Linked DNA regions of Homo sapiens: region 2 is linked to region 1. Evidence: chromatin contacts called from ENCODE Hi-C or POLR2A ChIA-PET data. All regions are on one chromosome and are shown on one strand. Each heading gives the region's core, a stretch centred on a gene start or an enhancer-like site at or near the end of the contact. The rest is flanking DNA. Distances are from core to core; before and after follow the strand shown.

Evidence for each region. Hi-C counts contacts between places; a loop is a spot of excess contacts on that map. ChIA-PET counts read pairs that join two places held with the same protein, here RNA polymerase II (POLR2A). Pooled maps may share reads with other maps.
Region 2: a map of endothelial cell of hepatic sinusoid shows a loop between it and region 1 (4-fold over the local background). The contact joins the enhancer-like site here to the promoter of OR13D1 in region 1. A Hi-C loop is called at or near these places in 12 of 168 maps with a recorded cell type or tissue (Caco-2, GM12878, HCT116 and 9 more), 25 of 37 single-sample maps with no recorded cell type and 15 of 50 pooled maps. POLR2A ChIA-PET finds 5 or more read pairs at or near these places in 2 of 52 experiments (activated CD4-positive, alpha-beta T cell and activated T-cell).

What each region holds. Positions count from the first base shown.
Region 1 is chr9:104,692,863-104,695,770 of GRCh38, reverse strand. It overlaps OR13D1 (olfactory receptor family 13 subfamily D member 1), which reads right to left and starts at 1,253. Exons shown (of 1, transcript NM_001004484.2): 1 at 309-1,253. The coding sequence starts at 1,253. The coding sequence ends at 309. All of the region lies in intron 1 of LOC107987105 (a long non-coding RNA gene), which reads left to right.
Region 2 is chr9:104,738,749-104,742,115 of GRCh38, reverse strand. All of the region lies in intron 1 of LOC107987105 (a long non-coding RNA gene), which reads left to right. Among named protein-coding and RNA genes, the nearest start is that of NIPSNAP3A, 7.3 kb to the left of the region's middle. Within about 2 kb of position 1,360, at least 2 of the 41 ENCODE cell types and tissues checked have a DNase peak (open chromatin) inside an H3K27ac peak, as active enhancers do; they include PC-3, where a contact is called at or near this core.

The DNA of each region.
Region 1 (2,908 bases), core at 4-2,503:
ATGGCAGGAGAGAGAAGAAAGAGAGACAGACAGAGAGAGAGACTGAGTGAGAGAGAGAGATTCATTTTAATGGACAGCATCAATATTTTTATAGGGCCAGTTTGCAGAACTGCTTACAGCTACAAACCCAGCAGACAAGGCACTATTAAGAAGGTTACATGAGCATGAAAATTCTACGTTGAAAAGAATGGGAATCTAATAGTTGGTTTTGCAAACACACAAGCTCTCGTGACAGTAGGTTTTGCAGTATCTAAATACAAAAGACAAGCTCTCTTGCCCCATTGAGGATATCGCATGCCCAAGGTTTTTCACATTTTCAATAAATGCAGATGTCTGCTCAGGACTTTCTTTACAGCCTCTTTGACCTCTTTATTCCTGAGGCTATAGATGATGGGATTTAACATTGGGCTTACCACTCCATAAGACAGCCCAATAATCTCATCAGATGTATTAGTGTTCTTTGACTTGGGTTTCATGTACATAAAAAGGGCTGAACCGTAGAATAAGATGACCACAATCGAGTGCGCTGAACAGGTAGAGAAGGCTTTCTTTCTTCCCTCAGCACAATTAATTCTCAGGATGGAAGAGAGAATAAACACATAGGAGATGAAAATTAACAGTAGAAGAATCACCAGTGAAACAATATTTGTCACTGTCATGATAAGCACATTGATGGTGATATCTGAACAAACAAGTTTTAGAAGGGCCAAAATTTCACAGGTAATATGATCAATGACATTATTCCCACAGAAAGGCAACATCATTGTCAGAACTGTTTGCAATAGGGAGGTCAGACAGCCTATGATCCAGGACCATGCAGCCATTTGCACATACAGCACTCCGTTCATGATGATGGAGTACCTCAGTGGGTTGCAGATGGCCACATAGTGGTCATAGGCCATCACAGCCAGGAGGACACACTCAGTGGAGCCCAAGCCAAGGGACACAACCATCTGCAGAGCACAGCCAATGAAGGAGATGGATTTTCTCTCAGACATAAATATAATAAGCATTGGAGGAATGGATGAGGATGTGTAACAGATGTCCAAGAATGAGAGGTTTCCAAGAAAGAAATACATGGGAGTATGGAGGCGAGAATCCAAGATGGTGATGATAATGAGGAGGCTATTTCCCAGGAGGATTATCATGTACATGATGAGGCAGAGCAGGAACAGAAAAAGCTGGAGCTCTGGATATTGGGAAAGCCCCACCAGAAAGAATTCAGTCATGGCAGAGTAATTTCTTGTCTCCATGTGTTCTAGGTCACCTGCCTGCTGGGTAGTATAGAAAAGGACATGATTCAGGTAAATTGAAATGTTTGATACATCAAAATCTGTAAATCTGTACATCTACAAATTTTCAATACAAATTTGCTTCCGATATTGTGTTTGATTCTTAGAATACTCTCAGTAAGCAAAACAGTATGGATATTGTACTAGTTTTATTGATTATGAAAATTGAGACATTGAGAAACCCAATATATCTTAGGACTACACAGCAGCACATTCAAAGCTACCAATACTGCCAGAATTATTCTGGGAAGTGTCAAATAAAGTTTAGGAACATGCTGCTTTCAAATGTAGAAAGAGATTTTGAACTTAAAGCTGTTTTTTTGATGAAGCTGGCCTCTATTTAAAAGATTTTATAGACTGCCAGTGACATATCATTTAACCTGGATGTAGCTTTGGTAAGTTGTTTATTTTTCTGAGTTGCAGATAGTTCATAGTAAGCTTGGAAAAAGCAATAATTATTTCTTAGAGTATAGTTAGAATTAGATAAAATATTAGGTGCCTAGAACCTAATGGTTCCAACATGGCATATGTGTGTGTGTGTGTGTGTATGCATATATGTAATATAATTATATTTACCTTATACAAGATATAATATTAAATGTATTTTTATACACATGCATTTTATGAATTATAGTATAATATTTAGATCTACCAATCTTAAAAGGGAAAAGTAGATTTAGCTTTTTAAAGGTAAAAGGTTTAAAGTTTGAAACCACACTTGACAGACTGTGAACATTTTTGTTCTCAGTGGGATATTTCATTGCACTTCTTTCAAAAACCTGTTAGGAGTCTGAGAATCATTGGAGGACTGTTCTAGAAGCTTCCAGAGATTAAGGAGTCTAGGTCCCAGCATGTACAGCTTTTTTTCCAGGCCCTGGGATTCTCTCTTCTTAAGTGTAGTATTACTGCCATTTTACAAAGTAGGAAACAGAGACAAAGAAAAGTTTAAGTAACTTTCTCAAGGTCATACAGATAGTAAATACTAAAGCCAGAATTCAATATCTAGCCATCTGGCTATAGAATCAGCCCTTTTACCCACCATACACTACTCTCTCTCAGTGGTTACTACACAGATTCCACGCAAGAGAAGACTATTACAAAAATGTATCTTCTGTTGGGGTACAGTGAGACAGCAAACATCATTTACTTGTGATTCTGATCATATGTGATGTGATGGAGAACTCTGAAGGCTGGACCACTTACTTTTTCCTGTAGCTTTTGATTGTGGTCTGCTCAGTTTTCTTTTCTTTTCTCTCGCTGTTTTTTTTTTTTTTTTTTTTTTTTAAGACGGAATCTTGCTCTGTTGCTTGGGCTGGAGTGCAATGGCGCGATCTCAGCTCACTGCAACCTCCACCTCCCACATTCAAGCGATTCTCCTGCCTCAGCCTCCCGAGTAGCTGAGATTACTGGCATGCTCCACTACACCTGGCTAATTTTTGTATTTTTAGTAGAGACGGGGTTCATATCATATTGGCCAGGCTGGTGTCGAACTCCTGGCCTCAAGTGATCCTCCCACCTTGGCCTCCCAAACTGCTAGGATTACAGGCATGAGCCACCCTGCCTGGTCTGCTCAGTTTTCTATGTGTAGAAGGCGATTTCACAGCTATGAAAAAAAG
Region 2 (3,367 bases), core at 111-2,610, 46 kb before region 1:
GATCGAGACCATCCTGGCTAACACGGTGAAACCCCGTCTCTACTAAAAATACAAAAAATTAGCCGGGCATGGTGGCAGGTGCCTGTAGTCCCAGCTACTCCGGAGGCTGAGGCAGGAGAATGGCGTGCACCCGGGAGGCGGAGCTTGCAATGAGCCGAGATGAGGCCACTGTACTCCAGCCTGGGCGACAGAGCGAGACTCCGTCTCAAAAAAAAAAAAAAAAAAAGTTTCCCAATTTTCATACTCCCTTGGAGTCATCTGAAGCTTCCACTTAGCACAAAATAAAAACTGGGAAGAAAGTTAATAAAAGTCATAACTTTAGAGGGTACTTCAGTATAAGTCCTGTTTCATATTATTTTTTATTAAAAATCAGTTGGTCTTGCCAGGTGCTGTGGCTCACGCCTGTAATCCCAGCACTTTGGGAGGCAGACTGGCAGATCACTTGAGGTCAGGAGTTCAAGACTAGCCTGGCCAACATGGTGAAACCTTGTGTCTCCACTAAAAATACAAAAATTAGCCAGGTGTGGTGGCAGGCACCTGTAATCCCAGCTACTTGGGAGGCTGAAGCAGGAGAAGTGCTTGAACCCAGGAGGTGGAGGTTGCAGTGGCCCAAGTATGCACCACTGCACTCCAGCCTGGGTGAGAGTTTCAAAAACAAACAAAAACATTTGGTCCTTTGCCTCTTTGTTGTTTTTTGTTTGTTTTCTCTTCTTTGTTTTTGGAATGAAGCATATTTGTTAATTTATATTACTAAAGTCTCCTTTATAATTACCTGTTTATTGAGAACTGAACCCTCTTTGGTTAGTTCTCATACCTACTTGGCTGCCCTTTCATTTTTTAAAGGTTTTAAGAAATATTTACTTAATCTCAGATCACTTGTTCGGTTCTCATCCCTTTTTTTCTCAGAGAATGTCAGTGATGCCTATTTACCGACAAGGGGTCATCAGATTTTATTATTTCTGATATTTCTTACATGCTGTTATGTAGTATACCTTTTACTTAAGTCCTTTCTTACTTTCATTTCACTCTGTAAAGCTGATATTTACATTTTAGACTAAAACACACAGCAAAGAGGAAGCTTAAAGAAGTTAGGTGGTTTGCCAAAGGTAACAAAATAAGCCATTTAGAGCTGGTTGGCTCATTTTAATTGCTCTCTTACAATCCAATATTTGAGCATATTGTAACTTTGTTCCTCTTTCTCTTTTGATACTTAAATATTCCCAGGTTTATAAATAATGCTTCAATGAGTAATTTTGTAGATATGTCCTTAGGCACATCCCTGTAAGTGGAATTAATGAGTCAACTTTACAATTTTTGGTTCACCATAGCCATTTATGCTCCCAGGCAGTGAATCGTATTTCCTCTTCCTGCACATTCTTGCAATTCTTGTAAGACTTTAATATTTGCATATCTTATGGATGAAAAATGTTTCATTGATTTCATTTATATTGCTCTGATTTCTTGTGAATTGAGAATCTTTTCATAATTTTATAGGCCATGTTGTTTTTCTTTTGTTGAGGTCCCTGTTTATATTCTTGGCCCAATTTTTTATTTTGTTGTTCATCTTTTTCATATTGATTTGAATGTTGCAATCCTGTCCCCTCAGCCTCGCAAGGTGTGGCTGGGATTAGAGGTGCACAACCATGCCTGGCTTGGTTTGAATGCTTTAAAAAATATATATATATATTCCGGCCGGGCGTGGTGGCTCATGCCTGTAATCCCATCACCCAAAAGTGATGGGAGGCCGAGACAGGTGGATCATGAGGTCAGGAGGTCAAGACCAGCCTGGCCAAGATGCTGAAACCCTGTCTCTACTAAAAATACAAAAAAATTAGCTGGGCATGGTGGCACATGCCTGTAATCCCAGCTACTTGGGAGGCTGAGGCAGGAGAATCGCTTGAACCCTGGGCGGCAGAGGTTGCAGTGAGCAGAGATTGTGCCACTGCACTCCAGCCTGGGCGACAGAGCAAGACTCCATCTCAAAACAAACAAAACAAAAACTTCCAGACTAATCTTTTTTTTGGATGTATGTTTTACTGATATGTTCTCCCATTTGTAGCTATTATTTAAACTTTCTAAGAGTATTTTGCCATATAGGTGTTTCTAAATTTAAATTATTGGTCTCATGTTTTTGTGCTTTTCCCCCTATTTAAGGTATACTTTCTTTTTCCTTGTGCATGATGATATTCTTGTATATTTTCCTGTAGATATTTTTACAGTTTTGCTTTTGCCCTTTAGGTATTTAATCTCTCTCAAGTTTATTTTAGTCACAGTATGAGGTGTAGATTTAATTTGATCTTTTTTTCAATATTAGTAGTCCATTACCAAAGAACAGTTTATTAAATAGTTCATTTGTTCCCTACCGATTTGTAATGCCATTATAAATCAAAGACCATTCACTTGGGATATAAACTTCCACAGATGCCTAGGCTATTTCTGGATCCTTCTAATCTGTTCCATTGATTAATTTGTCTTTACCTGTATCAGTACTAAGCAATTTGAATTACTGTAGCTTTATTATCCATCTTGACATTTTGTATAGTAAATATACATTTCTTATTATAACATTGTCTTGGCTATTCTTTGTCTTTGCTATTCAGTATGAATTTTTGGATAAGTTTGAGAAACTAAAAAAAATCTCAGTATCATTTTGATGGAAATTATATTAGATTTACAGAGAAATTCTGAATAAATTCATATATTTATTCTTGAATTTCCTAACATGAACAAAATTTGTGTCCCCAGTTTTTGGGAGGTTTTTCTGTGTGCTTTAATGACGATTTATATTTTTCCTCAAAAATTCCTTATGCAGTTTTTATTCATTGGCATTTTATAGTTTTTGTGATGTCATGAGATGCACTTCAAAGTATATTCTCTAACCAGTTGTGTTTCCTGCAGAAAATACTATTGAGTTGATCTTGTGGTTGGCAGCCTTGCTAAAGCCTTTTAGTAGTTTACATTTTAAGATTTTCTAATGGATTTTTTTCTGACTTCCTACAGAGATAATCTTATTTTTAGGCAATAATGACAATTTTGTTTCTCCCTTTTCAATCTTTACGACTCCTTTTCCTTCCTTTATCCCTCCTGCCCTTCCTTCTTTCCTTCCTTTCTTCCCATTTTTCTCTTTTTCTTTCTCCCCTCTTTCCTCTTTCCCTTCCCGATTTTTATTTCTCCCACTGCCCCCTTCTCTCTTTATTGTCGTACATAGGACCTCTGTGCAATGTTGACTATAAGAGGTGAAAACAGGCCTGGCACAGTGGCTCAGACTTCTAATTCCAGCCCTTTGAGAGGCCAGAGGGGGACGACCACTTGAGGCCAGGAGTTGAAGACCAGCCTGGGCAACACAGAGAGAACCCTGTCTCAAAAA